2 separate regions of the Homo sapiens genome follow, and region 2 is linked to region 1. A link is a loop called in an ENCODE intact Hi-C map of the cell type or tissue named here. Cell type or tissue: HepG2. All regions are shown on one strand. Each heading gives the region's core, and the rest is flanking DNA. Links, peaks and the distances in the headings are about the cores only. Region 1 overlaps POR (cytochrome p450 oxidoreductase). Region 2 has its middle 9.8 kb from the start of RHBDD2.

The links. Peaks named below come from ENCODE experiments on the same cell type or tissue, not always from the same donor. Only the 100,000 strongest peaks of a DNase experiment are listed, where the experiment ranks them.
Region 2: a loop joins it to region 1, with 4 times the contacts of the local background. A loop is called at or near these places in 39 of 110 quality-filtered maps.

Annotation. Positions count from the first base shown.
Region 1 is chr7:75,916,854-75,929,519 of GRCh38, reverse strand. All of the region lies in intron 1 of POR (cytochrome p450 oxidoreductase), which reads right to left. It also overlaps the pseudogene RPL7L1P3. Among named protein-coding and RNA genes, the nearest start is that of MIR4651, 8.0 kb to the right of the region's middle. RefSeq lists an enhancer at 924-983. In HepG2, for the core only: no CTCF peak of the experiment used is centred there; DNase peaks (open chromatin) are centred at 8,809 and 9,568; H3K4me3 peaks cover 453 bases.
Region 2 is chr7:75,865,213-75,873,194 of GRCh38, reverse strand. No RefSeq gene overlaps it. Among named protein-coding and RNA genes, the nearest start is that of RHBDD2, 9.8 kb to the left of the region's middle. RefSeq lists an enhancer at 6,370-6,664. In HepG2, for the core only: a CTCF peak has its summit at 6,549 (motif pointing left); DNase peaks (open chromatin) are centred at 5,844 and 6,534; H3K4me3 peaks cover 429 bases.

The DNA.
Region 1 (12,666 bases), core at 7,290-9,789:
CACTTTGGGAGGCCAAAGTGGGAAGATCACCTGAGGTCAGGAGTTCAAGACCAGCCTGGCCAACATGGTGAAACTAAAAATACAAAAAGTAGCTGGGCATGGTGGTGCATGCTCTGTAATCCCAGCTACTCAGGAGGCTGAGGCAGGAAAATCACTTGAACCCAGGAGGCGGAGGTTGCGCTGAGCTGAGATCGCACCACTGCACTCCAGCCTGGGCGATAGAGCCAGACTCGGTCTCAAAAAAACAAAAAAAGTGTACTGAGCACCAACTCTAGGTCATCTCTGTGACCTGTGCTTGGATATTCACAGCATGTGTTTAAATTCTAGAATGTGGGCAGTAGGGTTACTAAAAACCCACAACATGAACAAGTCAGTAATAATTAGATCCCATCGCTATGGTGACTAAGGACGGTCATGCGGTGTCTATAAAAGCATCATAATTATTATACCATTTACAAGATTGCCCATACAGAGCTTTCTATTGCCCCATGTTGTCTTACAAGGAAGACAAAATCCTTTGGTGCTGGCCTGACATTGTACTATGCCTGCTGCTCGAGACAGGTACACTAGGTTACCCAAGATGCTCCTTTAGACTGAGGGCTTAATGCTCCATTTCTCAGACACCACCAAGAGAGCTGCGTACTTGCCGGCAGCTAGCTGTGGAGATGTGCTTGAGTTGGGAGAGCCACAGCTCTGCTGCACCCACTGGGGCTTCCTGTTAGAAAAGAGACCCACCACATCACACAGTACACCTGCATGAGAGGCTAGAGGGAAAGTCCTCCAGGCCACAGCACTAGAAAAAAGTCCTCCTGGGCAGTGACCCACATCACATGGCTTCAAGCTGAACTCTAAGCAACGTCTAGTGTGGGCAGGGTGACTCCGCTAGGCCCTTGGCCTCCATAAGGTGACTCAGTGGTTCAAGCAGCTTTTTCTCTTGTCATTCCACCATCTCAATGTTCAACTTCCGGGCCGTCCTGATGGGAAGAAGATTGCTGGAGGGCCTGGCCCTGGCTCTTAAATGCTTCCATCCAGAAGTGACATACGTGACTTCCTCTCACAGGCCATTACCCGAAGTTAACTTCAAGAGGGCTTAGAAATGTGTGGGAGCCCAGAAACACGCAGTGAACATACGTCTGCTGCAGGTGTCCACGACTAGCTCAAGATGACAGGGAACTGGAGGCACAACTGGTGGGAGTCTAGTTGCTCAAGAACTCATGACCTATAAACCTGATTTTTAAAAACTGAGATAGAAGCCGGGTGTGGTGGCTCACACCTGTAATCCCAGTACTTTGAGAGGCCGAGGCGGGTGGATCACAAGGTCAGGAGTTCGAGACCAGCCTGGCCAACATAGTGAAACCCTATCTCTACTAAAAATACAAAAATTAGCTGGTATGGCAGTGTGTGCCTGTAATCCCAGCTACTTGGGAGGCTGAGGCAGGAGAATCACTTGAACCCAGGAGGTGGAGGTTGTGGTAAGTGAAGATTGTTCCACTGTACTCCAGCCTGGGCAACACAGCAAGACTCCGTCTCAAAAAAAAAAAAAAAAAAAAAGAAACCTGAGATAGAGACTGGGAGCAGTGGCTCATGCCTCAGGCCGAGGAGGGCAAGATCACTTGAGGTCAGGAGTTCGAGACCAGTCTAGCCAACATGGTGAAACCCCGTCTCTACTAAAAATACAAAAATTAGCTGGGTGTGGTGGTGGGCACCTGTAATCCCAGCTACTCAGGAGGCTGAGGCAAGAGAATCACTGGAACCCGGGAGGCAGAGGTTGCAGTGGGCTGAGATTGGGCCACTGCACTCCAGCCTGGACCACAGAGCGAGAGTCAGTCTCAAAAAAAAAAAAAAAAAATTGAGACAGAATTCACACACCATAAAATTCATCATTTTAAAGTATAAAATTCAGTGGTTTTCACTATATTCACCCATTGTGCAAGCATCACCACTACCAGATTCCAGAGCATCTTCATACCCTCAAAAGGAAATCCCACACTCATCAGCAGTCACTCCCCACTCCTGACCTGGTTTTTGTTTTTTGGGGTTTTTTTTGTTGTTGTTTTTTTTTTGAGACAGGGTCTCACTCTGTCAGCCAGGCTGCTGTACAGTGGCGTGATGACAGCCCAGCCTCCTGCGTTGCTGGGACTACAGGCACCCACCACCAAGCCCCATTAATTTTTTGTTAAGATACGGGGTTTCGCCATGTTGCCCAGGTTGGTCTCAAACTCCTGGGCTCAAGCCATTAGCCCACCTCAATCTCCCAAAGTGCTGGGATTACAGGTGTGAGCCACCAAGCCCGGCCCTGATTTGTTTTTAACTAATGAACAGTGTTTTAACACTGCTCTGACATACAGGAGCTGTAATTATCACAAAGGTTAAAGGACCTTGTCCAACATCAGGGAATCGATAAATGGTGGAACCAGGATTCAAACCCAGACCAACTGTCTCCAGAGCTATTCTATCAACCATCTGTCTGCCCTTCAAGACCTTTTTAGGACATGGCAAAGTTACAGGTAGACGCAGCCTCACTGAATGACCTGGGGTTCATTTTGCAGCTGACATCCTGGCCACATCATCAGATGACAGCATTACCCAAGATGAAATAATCCCTGCAGAAGGACACAGGATTGGTCTCGTGTCTGGGTGGAGCTATCCTGCACCTCTGTAACCCTGGTGCTCATCAGACTTTGCATAACATGAGTGCTCAATATTTGTTTTTGTTTTTTTGAGACAGAGTTTCGCTCTTGTTGCCCAGGCTGGATGGAATGCAATGGCGCAACCTCAGCTCACTGCAACCTCTGCCCCCCGGGTTCAAGCGATTCTCCTGCCTCAGCCTCCCAAGTAGCTGGGATTACAGGCATGCACCACCACGCCCGGCTAATTTTGTATTTTTAGTAGAGACAGGTTTCTCCATGTTGGTCAGGCCGGTCTCGAACTCGCGACCTCAGGTGATCTGCCCGCCTCGGCCTCCCAAAGTGCTGGGATTACAGGTGTGAGCCACCACACCTGGCCAGCACTCAATATTTGTTTGCTGAATGACTAAATGAACAGAATCTCCCAGACCAGAGTCAATGCTTCTCCCTCAATGGCACAGCACACTGGCCCTTCAGCCAGGAGTATCGGAACAGAGCCGTGCTGCTTTCTAAGACCTCGTGGCTCTGCCTGCAATCACCTACTAAAGGGCAAGAAACCAAGCCAAGCTTTTCAAATATCACAGGAAAAATAGCAGGGGTCCAGGTACAGTGGCTCATGCCTGTAATTCCAGCACTTTGGGAGGTCAACAGGAGGATCGTTTGAGCCCAGGAGTTTGAGATCGGCCTGGGCAACATAGCAAGACCCCATCTCTGCAAAAAGAAAGAAAAACTCGCCAAGCATGGTGGTGTGTGCCTGTAGTCCCAGCTACTTGGAAGGGCTTAAGGAGTTTGAGACTGCAGTGAGCAATGATCCTGGGTGACAGAGCAAGTGTCCTGCCTTAAAAAAAAAAAAAAAAAAAAAGAGAGAGAAAAGAGAAAGAAAAAAAAGCAGGACACTGTACGTGGGAGGTACTAAGAGCTTCAGAACCTTCACTTTGGACTGGCTGCCTCTCACTCTGGCACAAGATCGCTCCTCACTCTGCCAGATTCTCAAGCTTCACTCCTGCCTGCTAAAATAATCGCTCTGATTCCATTCTCTTGCTCACACCTCCCAAAGAACTGCCCTTACAGAATTTACAACCGAGCCTGAACCTCTCAGCCTCTTACCTAGATGGGACCCAGAAAGGGTCACCTGTGGGAACACTCCTGTTCTTGAAAACAGTGCCTCCACCCTGGCCTAGGCCAACATCATCTTTCATCTTGTTGGTCTTTTCCACACACAAAAGTAGTCCCAGCACCTCGAAGAGAGCTTGGCACATACGTGGTGCTCTACAAATACTTGCTGAGTACATGGGCTGCTGACCACTGCTTTATTCAATGATCCTCGTGTAAAGGCCCAGGGAAAAGCACTTTTTAAAAAAAATTTAAGAGATGGGGTCTTGCTCCATCACCCAGGCTGCAGTGTCGTGGTGCAATCATAGCTTACTACAGCCTTGAACTCTCAGGCTCAAGCGATCGTCCTGCTTCAGCCTCTTGAGTAGCTGGGACTACAGGTGCACACCACCATGCCTGGCTAATATTTTAAATGTGTATTTTCTTGTTGAAGGGACAGGGTCTCTCTCTCTCTCTCTTGCCCAGGCTGGTCTCAAACTCCTGGCCACAAGTGATCCTCCTGCCTCAGCCTCCCAGAGTGCTGGGACTACAGACATGAGCCATCGCGCCCAGCTGAAAAATACTAATGAGAAACTGGTCAGCTTCCTTTTTCCAATAACTGCTATGTAACCCCATCCTTCTTTGCCTTGGCATCTAGGAAGCTCTGGGCAGAGCTGTGTGCTCAACCACAAGAGCTTCCCTGGACTGCTTTTTGACACCATCACCTCCCAGAGTCCTTTTCTCAATTACTAGGCTCTCAGCTTTCAGTTCCCCCTCTGGTTTTTGGTTTGGTTGGGGAAAGCATGGAAAGTGAAATTCAACAAACTCACAACCCAGTTGAGCTATAAAAGACCAACAGACCTTGGTTCAAAACCTAGATATGCCACCTATGCACTCTGGGATCCTGGGCACACGATTTATCACAGTCCGTCTCCGGGATGACCATGCTCACAGTGCTACGTTGGTTACATGAGACATAAACACCCAGCGCAGACACTCAACGGTTACACTCAACTCCTTTTATTTTCATTAGAATTTTCTATTATTTATTTATTTGGGGAATTTTCTATTTTTCATTTATTACTGTATATTTTGAGATGGGGGTCTCACTCTATCACCCAGGTTGGTGTGCAGTGGTCTGATCATGGCTCACTGCAGCCTCAACCTCCCTGGGCTCAGGTGATCCTCCCACCTCAGCCTCCCAAGTAGTTGGGATGACAGGTACACACCACCACACCCAGCTAATTTTTAAACACTGATGTTTAAAAACACTAATTTTTAAATAGAGATGGTGTTTTGCCATGTGGCCCAGGATGGTCTTGAATTCCTGGGCTCTAGTGATCCGTCCACCTCGGCCTCCCACAGTGCTAAGATTATAAGCATGAGCCACTGTGCCAGGCCCTAGGATTTTTAAAATAAACAAATTTATTCATGTCTTCAGCATCCAGGTAACTGATCTAGAAAGATTTAGAGTCAGAATATTCTTCTTCAATTATAAAATGATTACTGAATAAATTATCAACTACAGAAGGAACTTGAGACACAATTTTTCTTTTCTTTTTTTTTGCAGAGACAAGTGAGCATTTATTTTTGTGCCTTTCTTCCTATGTATATTTCAAGCCTTTTTCAAGGCCCCAGGAATCTCCGGATTCAATTATGTCCCCGGGCTTGGTCGACTGCTGCAGGACTCTTAGGGAGCCTTGTACAAATGCTAGAGTTACTCATTCACCAACATTAAACCCTAGGATAGAAGATGCAACAAAGCAAGACTCCTTTCTCCACAAAATGTGATTTCAGACAAGGCAGCAGCCAACGTAGAAAACGCTGGAATTTTTCCTTGGAACTGGACTGTGATGAGAGGTGCCGCCATGAACGTAAGCTACTGTCTTTTCTTTTCTTTTTTTTTTTTTTTGAGATGGAGTTTCGCTCTTGTTGCCCAGGCTGGAGGACAAAGGTCTGATCTTGGCTCACCACAACCTCCGCCTCCCGGGTTCAAGCGATTCTCCTGCCTCAGCCTCCCCAGTAGCTGGGATTACAGGCGTGTGCCACCACGCTCAGCTAATTTTTGTATTTTTAGTAGAGACGGGGTTTCTCCATGTTGGTCAGGCTGGTTTCGAACTCCCGACCTCAGGTGATCTGCCCGCCTCAGCCTCCCAAAGTGCTAGGATTATAGGCGTGAGCCACCGGGCCCGGCCAGCCACTGTCTTTCCTTTGACCCTTCCTTTACAGTTTTTGAAGATAAAGCAGGAAATAATCTTCTCTGAAGATACTTGATAAAAATTCCACCCCGCCCCCAAAAATAACACAAGCTTCCAGTTCATTGATAAAAATTTACTGTAGTTTGGCACCTGGCTCTAGTTCAGCTGGCGGATGAGCTGATTGATGCACACACCCCCAAGAAGATGGAGGTGTGCCAATCTCCTTCAGAAAGTCCACTATTTTTGGTAGCATGACAGTCCACTGAGAGGTGGAAAGGGGACAAGAACCATGAGATCTCCTGGAAATGCTTCCTTGGGAAGGCAATTTCATGAATGAGGTCTTCCAAGCAAAAGACACCAAGCTTTCCCAGGTGCTCCTCAATCACTGTGTTGTCAGAGGGATGGTCTTATTCTTGACCTTGGCTTGTCTACGTTTCAAAATGAGTTTCTGGACAGACTTCAGATTTGGAAATCCCCAGGTCACATAAGGTTACATACTATACGCTGCATTTTTAGGTTTAAGTCTTGCAATGGCTCTCCGCACCAGTAAACTCACACCATCAATCCTTTCGACGCGTACAACAAAGGCCAAGGAATGTTTATCTGGCGATTCCAAGGTGTGAGGTTTTACTTCTAGTCGTCTGAGACACACCTTGTCATGTTTCTGCCGCCAGGAATCATGTAGGAATGATTCCAGTCGTTTAAACCTGAGCTCTTTTCCTTCCCTCTGCTCCTCCTTTGCCAAAAGTGCCTACTTTGACTGGGTGGCTTTGAGGCCTTGATAAGCCTTCTGCTTTCAGGAGATTTTCTGGAGCCAAAGGGATTTTTCTTTGCTCCTGCTTTGCCATCTTTCTAGTGTTGCAGCTACTGAACATGCGCAACCCCACCACTGACACAAAATTTTATACCTGGATGGAAAACTAAAGTCCTACCAAAAGTTCCTACTGTACTTTGGAATAATCTTCAGAAGTACAGACCAGGCCAGGCGCAGTGGCTCACGCCTGTAATCCCAGCACTTCGGAAGGCCGAGGCGGGCAGACTGCTTCAGGTCAGGCATTCGAGACCAGCTGGGCAACATGGTGAAACCCCATCTGTACTAAAATTACAAAAAATTAGCCAGGCATGATGGCACACACCTATAATTCCAGCTACTCAGGAGGTTGAGGCACGAGAATTGCTTGAACCCAGGAGGCAGAGGTTGCAGTGAGCCAAGATTGCGCCACTGCACTCCAGCCTGGGCGACAGAGTGACAGGCTCTGTCTCAAAAAAAAAAAAAAAAAAAACTACAGATCAGACCCAATTTTGACATCTGAGCTCAGTCAATATGCAGGAGAAAGCTCAGCAGTAAACTTGGGGGACAGAAGCCATATTTATTCATTCATCCATTCATCCAAGTGCCTACCTTATGCCTGGCATTGTTCTATGCCCCAGCTTACACTCGCAGAAATGATAGGTTCCCTGTTCTCAACTGAATTCACCTTCTAGTCCAACCGTATTGCCACTAGGGAGGGGAGAATTAGACACCTTTTATTAAGTCACTGTTTATCCTTTATGAAAGCAGATGAAGAAGAAAACATGCAATAAGACAGTGACAGTGACCGGGCACAGTGGCTCCTGCCTATTATCCCAGCACTTTGGGAGGCTGAGCTGGGTGGACCACTTAAGGCCAGGAGTTCGAGACTGGCCTGGCCAACATGGTGAAACCCTGTCTCTACTAGAAATACAAAAATTAGCTAGGTGTGGAGGCACGTGCCTGTAGTGCCAGCTACTCGGGAGGCTGAGGCAGGAGAATCACTTGAACCTGACAGGTGGAGGTTGCAGTGAGCCAAATCGTGCCACTGCACTCCAGTCTGGGCGAAGAGAAAGGAGGGGTGACCGAAGCAGGGTTCCAAGATCAACCAGCAATGGTACCATGGACAGATCTTGGAACGTGGTAGGGAGGGGAAGAGAGGGAGAATTATGGGTCAATTACGGGTCAGCGCAGCAGGAAGTGACAAGGGGCTACAGTAAGACCACAGCAGTGGAAAGAGATTTAAAGGGCCGGGCGTGGTGGCTCACGCCTGCTGTAATCCCAGCACTTTGGGAGGCCGAGGCAGGCAGATCGCCTGAGGTCAGGAGTTCGAGACCAGCCTGGCCAACACAGTGAAACCCTGTCTCTACTAAAAATACAAAAATTAGCTGGGCGCGGTGCCGCGCACCTATAATCCCAGCTACTCGGGAAGCTGAGGCAGGAGAATCACTTGAACCTGGGAGGCAGAGGTTGCAGTGAGCTGAGATTGTGTCACTGCACTCTGAACAACAGAGCAAGAATCTGTCTCAAAAAAAAAAAAAAAAAAAGACTAAAAACTTACAGGACTTGGTGGTGGTGGGAGACCCAGAATGGAGAGGAAGGGAAAAGGGACAGGAGTCTTTTGTCCTTGGAGCTTCAGGGCCCAGGAAGTCGGTGAGGCCACTGACAGATAGAGCTCTTGTTGTGGAGGTTTCGGGTAGATGGGCTGGGAGCTTTTGATCACTGCTGTGACGCTGAATGACTCCTGAGTTTGCAAATCACGTTACGTAAGGAACGCGTCCAACGTGTCCATGTTAAGACTGTGTGGTTTCATGAGCAGTCAAAGGGTCTGAAGCCCTTCACCAAAACCAACAGTGGCTTTTCTCCACAAGACCACAAATACCTGACGGAACATTCCTGATGCCAAACTGCACTCTGAATGATGCCGGGCACCACTGGCTAATGCACTCTCCTGTGTATTCAAGAACTGCCATCCCTGTTTGCAGTGTTGAAAACTCAACCCAGGTGACCTATGGTCACTACATATGAGTTCAGAAAGTTCAGAAAGGTGACCGTAGTTCACGTGTTCCTAACCAAACCTGCAAACCTTTGTACAGGCCCGGCTTACCCAATGCACTGATGATGCATGCCCACGAAGATCAAAGTATCACTAGGACACAGTGCTCTAAGAACACCGGCATCACCACCGCAGAGGTGATGTGACGTGAGCTCAGAAACAGGGCTGTAGGAAAAAGTGCCGAAGATAAAAGGAGGGCAGATAAATAGAATGAGTAAGCACTGTTCTTAACTTTCACCTAGAAATAAATTACATCTGTTCCAAGTTAGAGGACACGCCCCACAATGCCCCATCTTCCTCCTCATTACTACATCCAAGTAGACAAAAGGCAACTTTCCCCCTTCTATTCTCCTACCAAATGTCTCCTAAAGAATTCAATTCTTATAAGCTGGACATGGTGGCTCACGCCTGGTAATCCTAGCACTTTGGGAGGCTGAGGCGGGTGGATCACTTGAGGTCAGGAGTTTGAAACCAGCCTGGCCAACACAGTGAAACCTCATCTCTACTAAAAATACAAAAAAAAATTAGCCGGGCGTGATGGCACGCGCCTGTAATCCCAGCTACTTGGGAGGCTGAGGCAGAAGAATTGCTTGAACCTGGAAGGCAGAGGTTGCAGTGAGCCAAGATCACACCACTGCACTCCAGCCTAGGCGAGAGAGTCAGACTCTGTCTCAAAAAAAAAAAAAAAAAAAAAAAAAAAGAAATTCAACTCTTGGAGAACAGTCCACAGCTGACAGCACCACAGTCTGGCCACCAACATATTCTAAGTTAGCCTTGAAACTGACGCATTTCGGGAAATTATGTGTACAATTCTCTCAGCTAGGTACAGATGCTGCACAAAGGAGATCCGAATGCCACACCCTCCAGCACTCCAATGAAAGGACAATTCTTAGATATCCCCCTATCCAAGTCACCTCTTTAACAAGTGAAATAAATAAGCTTCCCACATCAACAGTTTGCTGCACAAGCCACCAGAAGGATCAGGTTCCCCGGGGCTTTGTTCACAACACGTCCAAGCATCAACTGAGTTGCCACACCGACCAGCGTCAGGAGTAACAGTTACTGGGCTGGGCGCGGTGGCTCATGCCTGTAATCCCAGCGTTTTGGGAGGCTGAGATAGGAGGCTCACTTGAGGCCAGGAGTTTGAAACTAGCCTGGGCAACATAGCCAGACCCCACTTCTACAAATAATAAATAAATAAATAAACATACAGAGAGAGAAAAGGAAAGAAAGAAACAAACTGATGAACGTGGCTCCAGTGAACCCAACCAACTGGAGCCACCAATCTGCAAAGAACCATGGTCTGCCCCCATGGAATTCCTCCATCTTCTCTCCCTCTTATATGCATACACACACACACACACACACACACACGCACGCACAGATGCAGACAGGCGTGTGCACACTAATCCCAACAAGAACACAACTGATGTAAACATCTCGCTTGGGGAGGAAAAACTTTTAAGATGTAGAGCTCTAAAACAGTATGATTACAAATTTAGACACAGTAAAAATTTCCCAAATGGTTGTTCATTCACCCAGAGAGGATATTAGGCAGTAAGAGAATATTCAGTACAAGAAAACACTGTCCTGAGCCAGACATGGTGGCCGGTGCCTGTAATCCTAGCTACTCGGGAGGCTGAGGCACAAGAATTGCTTGAACCCAGGAGACAGAGGTTGCAGTGAGCCAAGATCACACCACTGCACTCCAGCCTGGGTGACAGAGTGAGACTCTGTCTAAAAAAAAAAAAAACACACAACACTGATCTGAGCTAGTCACATAGCCCTGACCTTTTAAAACACCTCCCCATCTCTTCCCATGGTTCCTAGGACCATTTCAGACAAGTGCCACCACGCGACCTCAGCCTCATGCAATCTACACCCTACATGCCCCCCAGAGCTGGTGTGCCTGGGTGGGCTCAGAGAACTCCTAGCAATCCTCCAAGACCCAACTCAAACATCACCTCTCCCCTGGAGCCCTGCTGTGGAAACAAACAGCAGGCTCAGCACTAATAAAAGCCTCACCCCATCATCTTGAGAATGAATGCAACACACCGTGCCATTCTTGTTGAATTGTATGCTTGCTTCCCTCCCTGTGAGAGTTCTCAAGTGCCCAAACCAGAGCCTACACATATCCTAAGGCCGGATGTGTGCTTTTTTATGTGTCACGCTACAGGGATCCAAACAGCGCCAAGAAGATGAAGAAGGACCCACTGCTGAAAGGGTTAACATGTTCTGAGCTGTCCCAGAGGCAGGTGGAGTGGGTTCTTTCTCTGACTTTAGTGATGAAGAAACTAAGGCTTGGTATAGGTCAGCGGCCTATGCAAGCAGGTAAGTGACCTCTGACTCAGATGCTTCTCCCACCTGCCCGGCGGGTCCAAATTTCTGCCCAATGCCAGATGACAAAACTGCACAGCAAAACAAGTTGTTGTTTTTTGGGTTTTTTTTTCTGAGACAGAGTCTCACTCTGTCACCCAGGCTGGAGTGCAGCAGCACGATCTCGGCTCACTGCAACCTCCGCTTCCCAGGTTCAAGTGATTCTTCTGCCTCAGCCTCCTGAGTAGTTGGGATTACAGGTGCACACCACCACACCGGCTAATTTTTGTATTTTTAGTAGAGACGGGGTTTCACCACGTTGGCCAGGCTGGTCTCGAACTCCTGACCTCAAGTGATCTGCCTGCCTCGGCCTCCCAAAGTGCTGGGATTACAGGCGTGAGCCACCATGCCCAGTCAATTTTTGTATTTGTATTTTTTTTATAGAGACAGGGATTCGCCGTGTTGCCCAGGCTGGTCTCAAACTCCTGGACTCAAGCAATTCACCCACCTTGGTCTCCCAAAGTGCCGGAATTACAGGCGTGAGCCACTGTTCCCAGCCTAGAATTGGCATTTGAAAGTCTTTTAAGGCTGTAGCCACCTGGGAGGCTGTGTGCTAATGAGCACAGAATCTTTGGCCAGGTGGTGGGTACTCGAAATTCCAGCTACTCAGGAGGCTGAGGCAGAATTCAAGCAAGGAAAATTGCTTGAACCTGGGGGAGGTGGAGGCTGCACTGAGCCCACTGCGCTCCAGCCTGGGCGACAGAGCGAGACTCCATCTCAAAAAAAGAAAAGAAAAGAAAAGAAAATTGTCATTTCTCCATTTCACCTTTTTCTAACTTTAATTTTTAAGTGAGTCTGACATATAACAGAAAGTTAAATCCCAACATGCTCAATTGAGGCCACACACGGTGCTAGTGCCAGAGCTTGACCTCTGTTTCTCTGGCTCCTCCCTAAAGCACAAGGACATCGAAGCTCTTGTAGGGGCGGCCAGCCTCTCTGGAACCATGAAAGGTCCTATAACTTCAAGAGCTTCCATCAGAAAAAAAAAAAAAAAAAAGAAGAAGAAATAAGAAAGCCAGGAACGGTGGCTCACACCTGTAATCTCAGCACTTTAGGAGGTCAAAGCAGGAGGACCACTTGAACCCCAGAATTCGAGACCAGCCTGGGCAACATGGCAAACCAAATCTCTAAAAAACATTTAAAAAATTAGCTGGGTGTGGTGGTGCGTGCCTGTACTCCCAACTACTTGGGAGGCTGAGGAGGGAGGATTGCTTGAATCCTGGAGGTTGAGGCTGCAGTGAGCTATGATTGCGCCACTGCACTCCAGCCTGCACGACAGAGTGAGACCTGTCTCACAAAAAAAAAAAAGTTACTTAAAAGCTAAATTATTTTTAACTTGAAATGTTCCATGGACTTCACGAGTAAATGTTCTGGATTTGCCAAGCAGTTTTGATTTCAATTGGCCTGTCTCCTAATCATACACAGACTTACCTAACACAGATTCTGATTTTCAAGGGGTTAAGGGTGGATCAACCCAGAGTTAACCAACAGCAGGTCCTAAAATTCAGGTATGTCTGGCAGCAAACA
Region 2 (7,982 bases), core at 5,183-7,682, 54 kb after region 1:
GCAGGCCTGATAGCTACCATAATTTTGAAGCATAAATGATTTTTTTTGAGTTTTCTATAAGTGGAACATGGTATGAACATACCTGTGACTTCTACTGGTGACAAAGTTACTGGTACTGGTAATAAGACTGTGTTTCATTGCCTATATCCATAACTGATAAAATTGCTAAAGTTCAGTTAAAGATTAAGTTAACATCGCTCATGACGCAGCAGTGGGCATGAAAAATAAAGTTTTTTTTTTTTTGGAGACGGAGTCTTCCTCTGTGCCCAGGCTGGAGTGCAATGGCGTGATCTCGGCTCACTGCAACCTCTGCCTCTCGGGTTCAAGTGATTCTCCTGTCTCAGCCTCCCGAGTAGCTGGGGCTACAAGCACGTGCCGCCACGCCTGCCTAATTTTTTGTATTTTTAGTAGAGACGGGGTTTTGCCATGCTGGCCAGGCTGGTCTTGAACTCCTGACCTCAAGTGATCCACCCGCCCCAGCTTCCCAAACTGCTGGGATTATAGGTGTGAGCCACCGAGCCCAGCCAAAAGAATAATTAAGGTTTTACCCAGCAGGAAGCAGAATATGAATCAGGAGTGGGCTAAAAATAGCATCTTGAGAACTTGGGATCCTGAGCTGTTGTCACTGAGGTCTGGGGCTTGGAAAAAGGAAGAGATGGGGTGGTCCCTTCCTCTCTGTGCCTGTCAGGTCACCCTAAGAGTTCCGGTTCTTCTTCTAGACATATACTCTGAAAAAAGATGTAGGCAAATCGGAACTTGTGCAATAAAAAGTGACCAGGACTGGGACAGAGGGGAACCTTCCAAAGATGTCTGATGAGGAACAGTTGCAGGGACCAGGAGGCCTCCCTGGAGAAGCTTCAGGGGTCATGGCCACTGGCTGAACTATCTGAAGGGCTTACTGGGAGGAGAGGAAGATGATTGATTCTGTGTCACTGCAGAGGGGAGAGCTAAGGCAGAAGGCTAGAAATGATGCGGAGACACACTTGACTTAAGAGATAACTTTCTTCCTATTTTTTTTTTTTTGGAGACAGAGTCTTGCACGTCGCCCAGGCTGGAGCGCAGTGGTGTGATCTTGGCTCGCTGCAACCTCCGCCTCCCGGGTTCAAGCGATTCTCCTGCCTCAGCTTTCTGAGTAGCTGGAGTTACAGGCATGCACCACCAGGCTCAGCTAATTTTTGTATTTTTAATAGATATGGGGTGTTCACCATGTTGGCCAGGCGGGTCTCAAGCTCCTGACCTTAAGGGATCTGCTCGCCTCGGCCTCCCAAAGTGCTGGGATTACAGGCGTGAGCTACCACACCTGGCCACTGATTTATTAATTTGGTAAGTATTTATTTAGTGCCTCCTGTGTGCCAGGCCTTGTGCTGAGCACTTTGGGTTTACAAAAGGAGGACAACAGAAGAGTCTTTGTAGAGGACTCTGTAGTTTACAAAGCACTTTCCAAAAGCACCACTTACCACTTTTTTTTTTTTTTTTTTTGAGACAGTTTCACTCTTGTTGCCCAGGCTGTAGTACCGTGGCGAGATCTCGGCTCACTGCAACCTCTGCTTCCCGGGTTCAAGCGATTCACGTGCCTCAGCCTCCCAAGTAGCTGGGATTACAGGCGTGCACCACCATGCTTGGCTAATTTTTTGTATATTTTTTTAATTTTAATTTTTTAAAATTTATTTTATTCTTTTATTATTTTTATTTTTATTTTTATTTTTTTTTTGAGACGGAGTCTTGCTCAGTCGCCCAGGGTGGAGTGCAGTGGCACGATCTCGGCTCACTGCAACCTCCGACTCCCGGGTTCACGCCATTCTCCTGCCTCAGCCTCCTGAGCAGCTAGGACTACAGATGCCCCCTACAACGCCCAGCTAATTTTTTTTTTTGTATTTTTAGTAGAGATGGGGTTTCACCATGTTAGCCAGGATGGTCTCGATCTCCTGACCTCGTGATCTGCCCGCCTCGGCCTCCCAAAGTGCTGGGATTACAGGCGTGAGCCACCGCGCCCGGCCATGTATTTTTAGTAGAGACGGGGTTTCACCAGGTTGGCCAGGCTGGTCTCCAACTCCTGACCTCAGGTGATGCACACACCTCAGCCTCCCAAGGTGCTGGGACCGCAGTCATGTGCCATCACACCCAGCTATTTTTTTTTTTTTTTATTTTTTCCTAGAGAAGCGGTCTCACTATGTTGCCCACGCTGGTCTCAAACTTCTGGGCTCAAGCCATCCTCCCACCTCAGCCTCCCAAACTGCTGGGATTACAGGCATGAGTCACCACGCCTAACCCATGTTTAATTTTTACAACAAATCTGGAAATTGGATATAACAGCTCCATTTTTAGAAGAATCTAAAGGCTCAGAGAGGTAAAGTGACTTGGCAAGCTCACACAGCCATAGAGCAGCAGAATCCACATCAGCTCACCTGACGGTAGGTTCGTGGTTCTTCTTGCTACACCAGGGGCTCCTAAACTTTGTGGATTGATAGGCCCCCCGCAACCTGCCTACGCTATATGTTTTCACTTTGTAACTTGGGGAGGAAGAGGAGGAACTTGGCATTTGCAATTGAGTCACTGCACAAGGGAAAAACTGTGGGTGGGAGGGTGGGGCTGTGATATATCTTTTTTTTTTTTTTAATCGAGAGAGTCTCTCTCTGTCCCCCAGGCTGGAGTGCAGTGGTGCGATCTAGGCTCACTGTAACCTCCGCCTCCCGGGTTCAAGAGATTCTCCTGCCTCAGCCTCCTGAGTAGCTGGAATTACAGGTGAATGCCACGACACCGGCTAATTTTTGTATTTTTAGTAGAGACGGGGTTTTGCCATGTTGGCCAGGCTCGTCTTGAACTCCTGACCTCAAGTGATCCATAGGAGTATAGGCAGTTCATATTTGAATTGTGACATGGCTTCAAGTTTACTTCCTGGAATGTTATAGACTAAAACTATTTTTTTGTTTTGAAACAGGGTCTTACTCTGTTGCCCAGGCTGGAGTGCAGTGGCATGATCATAGCTCACTGCAACCTCCACCTCCTGGGCTCAAGTGTTCCTCTTGCCTCGGCCTCCCAAGTGGCTGGTACTACAAGCACATGTCACCATGCACAGCTAATTTTTTTAATTTTTTTTTTTTGTAGAGATGGGGTTTCGCCAATCTGGTCTCAGACTCCTGGGCTCAAGCCATCCTCTTGCCTCAGCCTCCCAAAGTGTTGTGGTTATAGGTGTGAGTCACCGTACCTGGCTCCAAACCACTTTTGAAGCAAATAGATCTTACTACACATTCTACAGCAGGACAAGCAACCCACCACAAACGAATCAATCATGACGAAGCTAAATGAACAGCAGTCTATAATATAAAAACAAGAGCAGCTCAAGTGTAGAGTATAACCCAGGCGGCAAAGGCATTGGTCCTGTATTTGTGGGCACGTGTGCTGAAATTCCTGCAAGGCAGCCAGCCTTCTTGGAAAGATGTTGAGGAAACATTCTAAATACTAGAAATGTGCTGGTTTCTATTTATTTTATTTTTATTTTTATTTTTGAGATGGAGTCTTACTTTATCCCCCCGGCTGGAGTGCAGTGGCGTGATCTTGGCTCACTGTACCCTCCACCTACAAGGTTCAAGCGATGCTTCTGCCTCAGCCTCCTGAGTAGCTGGGATTATAGGCACCCGTCACCACGCCTGGCTAATGTTTTTGTATTTTTAGTAGAGACAGGGTTTCACCATGTTGGTCAGGCTGATCTCAAACTCCTGACCTCAGGTGATCCACCCGCCTTGGCCTCCCAAAGTGTTGGGATTATAGGTTTGAGTCACCATGCCTGGCCACAGCCAGCCTTCTTGGAAAGGTGTTGAGGAAGCATTCTAAATGCCAGAAATCTGCTGGTTTCAATTTATCAATTTAAACCTATATGACCTTCTATAATCCAGAAATTTATCAATAAGTAGCTCACGTCTGTAATCCCAGTGCTTTAGGAGGCTGAGGCAGGATCGCTTGAGGCCAAGCGTTTGAGACCAATCTGGGCAACATAGTGAGACTCCATCTCTACAAAAAATTTTAAAAATAAGCCTGGCATGGTAGCGCATGCCTGTAGTCCTGGCTACTCGGGAGGCTGGTGGGAGGATTGCTTGAGCCCAAAAGTTGGAGGCTGCAATGAGCTGATATCGCACCACCTCACTCCAGCTTGGGCAATAGACTGAAGAAAAAAAAAAAGGTAACTTTAGCATATAGAGAAATGAAAGTAATGTAAATGGAATTGGTTGTAATTCACCCATAAAGACCAAAGTTCTGTCTCTAAGATCTGAGTGCTATGGGGGATTTAAAGCTGACAAACACCAAGCATCACAGAACAGAGTAATTAATTTCTCCATTCACTCAAAAACATTTATAAAAATGTTATAGGCTGGGCATTGTGGCTCACGCCTGTCATCCCAGCATTTCGGGAGGCCGAGGCAGGTGGATCACGAGGTCAGGACTTCGAGACCAGCCTGGCCAACATGGTGAAACCCCGTCTCTACTAAAGATACAAAAAGTTAGGCGGACGTGGTAGCACGCGCCTGTAATCCCAGCTACTCAGGAGGCTGAGGTAGGAGAATTGCTTGAACCTGGGAGGCAGAGGCTGCAGTGAGCCGAGATCACGCCATTGCACTCCAGCCTGGGCGACACGGCGAGACCCCGTCTCAACCTTGTTCTGACTTTGCTGTAATAAGCATGCATGGTTAAGGCAATGAAAGCAATATATTGTAGAATTAACACTGAGCCTTGATCATCTTTACTTTCCCAAATTATTCCATTCCCCCATTCCCCACCTCATGCAGTATACATGGCAAAGGAAGATATTAAAATTTGAGCCAGTGATGAAAAATATTTATTTTTGACACATCAGCATTTTTTTGGTAAACAGAAGTTCTAGCTATATTGCCCAGGCTGGTCTCGAACTCCTGGCCTCAAGCAATCCTCCTGCCTTGGCCTTCCAAAGCACTGGGATTACAGACATGACTATATTGGCATTAAAAAAAAAAGTTTTATTAAAATTTTATTTACTGAGGCCGGGTGTGGTGGCTCACTCCTGTAATCCCAGCGCTTTGGGAGGCCAAGGCAGGAGGACTGCTTGAGGTCAGGAATTCAAGACCAGCCTGGTCAACATGCCAAAACCTCGTCTCTACTAAAAATACAAAAATTAGCCAGGTGTGGTGGCAGGCACCTGTGGTCCCAGCTACTCGGGAGGCTGAGGCAAGAGAATCGCTTGAACCCAGAAGGTGGAGGTTGCAGTGAGCCAAGATTGTGCCACTGCACTCCAGCCTGGGCAACAGAATGAAACTCCATCTTGAAAAAACCAAAAAGGTTTGATTTACTTACAATAAACTACATATAATTACAGTATAGATTTTGATACATTTTGACATATATATATACACACATATATATACACATATATACATATACATACATATATACACATATATATACATATACATACATATATATATACACACACCCATGAAACTATCACCACAATTTAGATAATGACATACCCACCACCCCCAAAAATTATATCTCACCCCTCTATAATCCCTTCTACTCTATAATCCCTGCCTTCTTTATCCCCAGGCAACCAATGGCTGCTTTGTGTCACTGTAGATTCGTTTAGATTTTCTAAAATGTTATATGAATGGAATCGTATAATATGCACTTGTGGTTTTGGCCTAGTTTCGTTCACTCAGCCAGATGATCTGACATTCATCATGTTGTTGCTTGTATCAATACTTCTTCCCGGCTGGGTGCAGTGGCTCATGCCTGTAATCCCAGCACTTTGGGAGGTTGAGGAGGGAGGATTGTTTGAGCCCAGGAGGTCCAGGCTGCAACAGTGAGCCATGATTGCGTCACTGCACTCCAGCCTGGGTGACAGAGCAAGACCCTGTCTAACATACACACACACACAGAGAGAGAGAGAGAGAGAGAGAGACAGACAGACAGATAGACAGACAGACAGAGAGAGAGTGTGTTGCGTGACTCAGCCTTTAAGCTTAGCTTTCCCTGTGGCATAAGTTTCGGGGGTTCTGAGATTTCACATTTTCCCTTTACAGGTGCATCGTAGGGTTTAGAAGGTGATATCTCACTTTGCACAGCTGAGACAGCTCTGGGACCAGTGCCAGGCATCCCACTTAGCCAGTTCTCGGGTGGTTCCTGGATTGACCCCCAACCTCCACTGCACATCTGCAGACACCTTGGGAAGGCACGGAATGACTGCAGGGATGGAATGGTTGAGGGTTGGGTGGGACCTGGACCTCATCCACCACCTGGGCATCCCAGGGGAGCAGGACATCAGGTCCCTCCAGCCCCCAACCCCGGGTGGTCCCAGCTTCTCAGGCCCGTGCCCCAGGGAGCAGTGCGGCTCCTTGTTCAACAGGAGGCTGTCATCGGTAGAACGCAGGGGTTGGTTGCCAGCTGCGGACTCCGGCTCATTTAACTGCTCTGCAGCCCCCACGCCGGGTCCTCACTGCCCCGTGGTAGATGGACAGCTGGGTTTGGCTTCCTCTGGTCTGATGGAGAAATGGCCTCATCCCAAAGCAGAATACTGTCCTCTGCTGGCTGGCCTGTGACATGGCTCACTTACAGACGATGGCTTTAAACAGGCACCCCAATGCCCCAATTTCCCCAGGTCCATCGTACCTTCGGGCAATCCCCCAAAGTTATGAAACTGCAGCCTGCCTTCCCTAGCATTCATGTGCCATGCTCTCTTTCCCCACATTCATAGGATGGGCACAGTCTGCAGGTCCACTGCCCAAGCACACATCCCCTTGGGAAGAAATGCCAACTCCCTCCCAACCCTGCTGGCTGGCATCCCTTAGATGTGTCCAACACTTGCCTTCAGCAGGGCATGGGAAGCGAGACAGGCAGGAGTCAAATAGTGTAGGCAAGCCCTTGGAGGCCATGGCGAGGAAAGTAGATGCTGTTTCCAAGGACAGTGGGAAGTTGCTTAGAGAGGTTAAGCTGGGAGGGTAATGACTAATGACCCATTTATATTTTCGAAGGAATGGGAAACAAGCACTCAAAAACATTGCTGATGAGATCGAAAATGGGTGCAATTTTTTTTTTTTTTTTTGAGACCGACTCTCGCTCTGTCACCCAGGCTGGAGTGCAGTGGTGCAATCTCGGCTCACTGCAGCTTCCATCTCCCAGGTTCAAGTGATTCTCCTGCCTCAGCCTCCTGAGTAGCTAGGATTATAGGTGCACGCCAGCACGGCTGGCTAATTTTTGTTTGTTTGTTTTTTGAGATGGAGTCTCCCTCTGTCACCCAGGCTGGAGTGCAGTGGCGCGATCTCGGCTCACTGCAACCTCTGCCTCCTGGGTTCAAGCAATTCTCCTGTCTCAGCCGCCCAAGTAGCTGGGACCACAGGCACCCACAACCACACCTGGGTAATATTTGTATTTTTAGTGGAGACGAGCTTTTACCATATTGGTCAGGTTAGTCTCGAACTCCTGACCTCAGGTGATCCACCTGCCTTGGCCTCCCAAAAGGCTGGGATTACAGTCATGAGCCACCGCACCCAGCTGGGTGCAATTTCTATAGAAGGGAATCTGACAATATCTATCAAAATGACAAATGTACATATATTTGATCAATTTCACTTCTAGGATTCTAACTTGTAGATATCCTTGCTTAAGTGCAAAGTGGTTTAAGAAGTTATTCATTGCAGCATTGACTGCCAGAATAAATGATTAGAGATGACCCAGATGTCGATCAATGTGGGAATGATTAATAAATTATGGCGCGTCCTTTTTTTTTTTTTTTTTGAGACATATTGCTGTGGTGGGATCTCAGCTCACTGCAACCTCCGCCTCCCAGATTCAAGCGATTCTCCTGCCTCAGCCTCCCAAATAGCTGGGATTACAGGTGTGTGCCACCATGACCTGCTAATTTTTTGTATTTAGTAGAGACGGGGTTTCACCACGTTGGCCAGGCTGGTCTCAAACTCCTGACCTCAGGTAATCCACCCACCTCAGCCTCCCAAAGT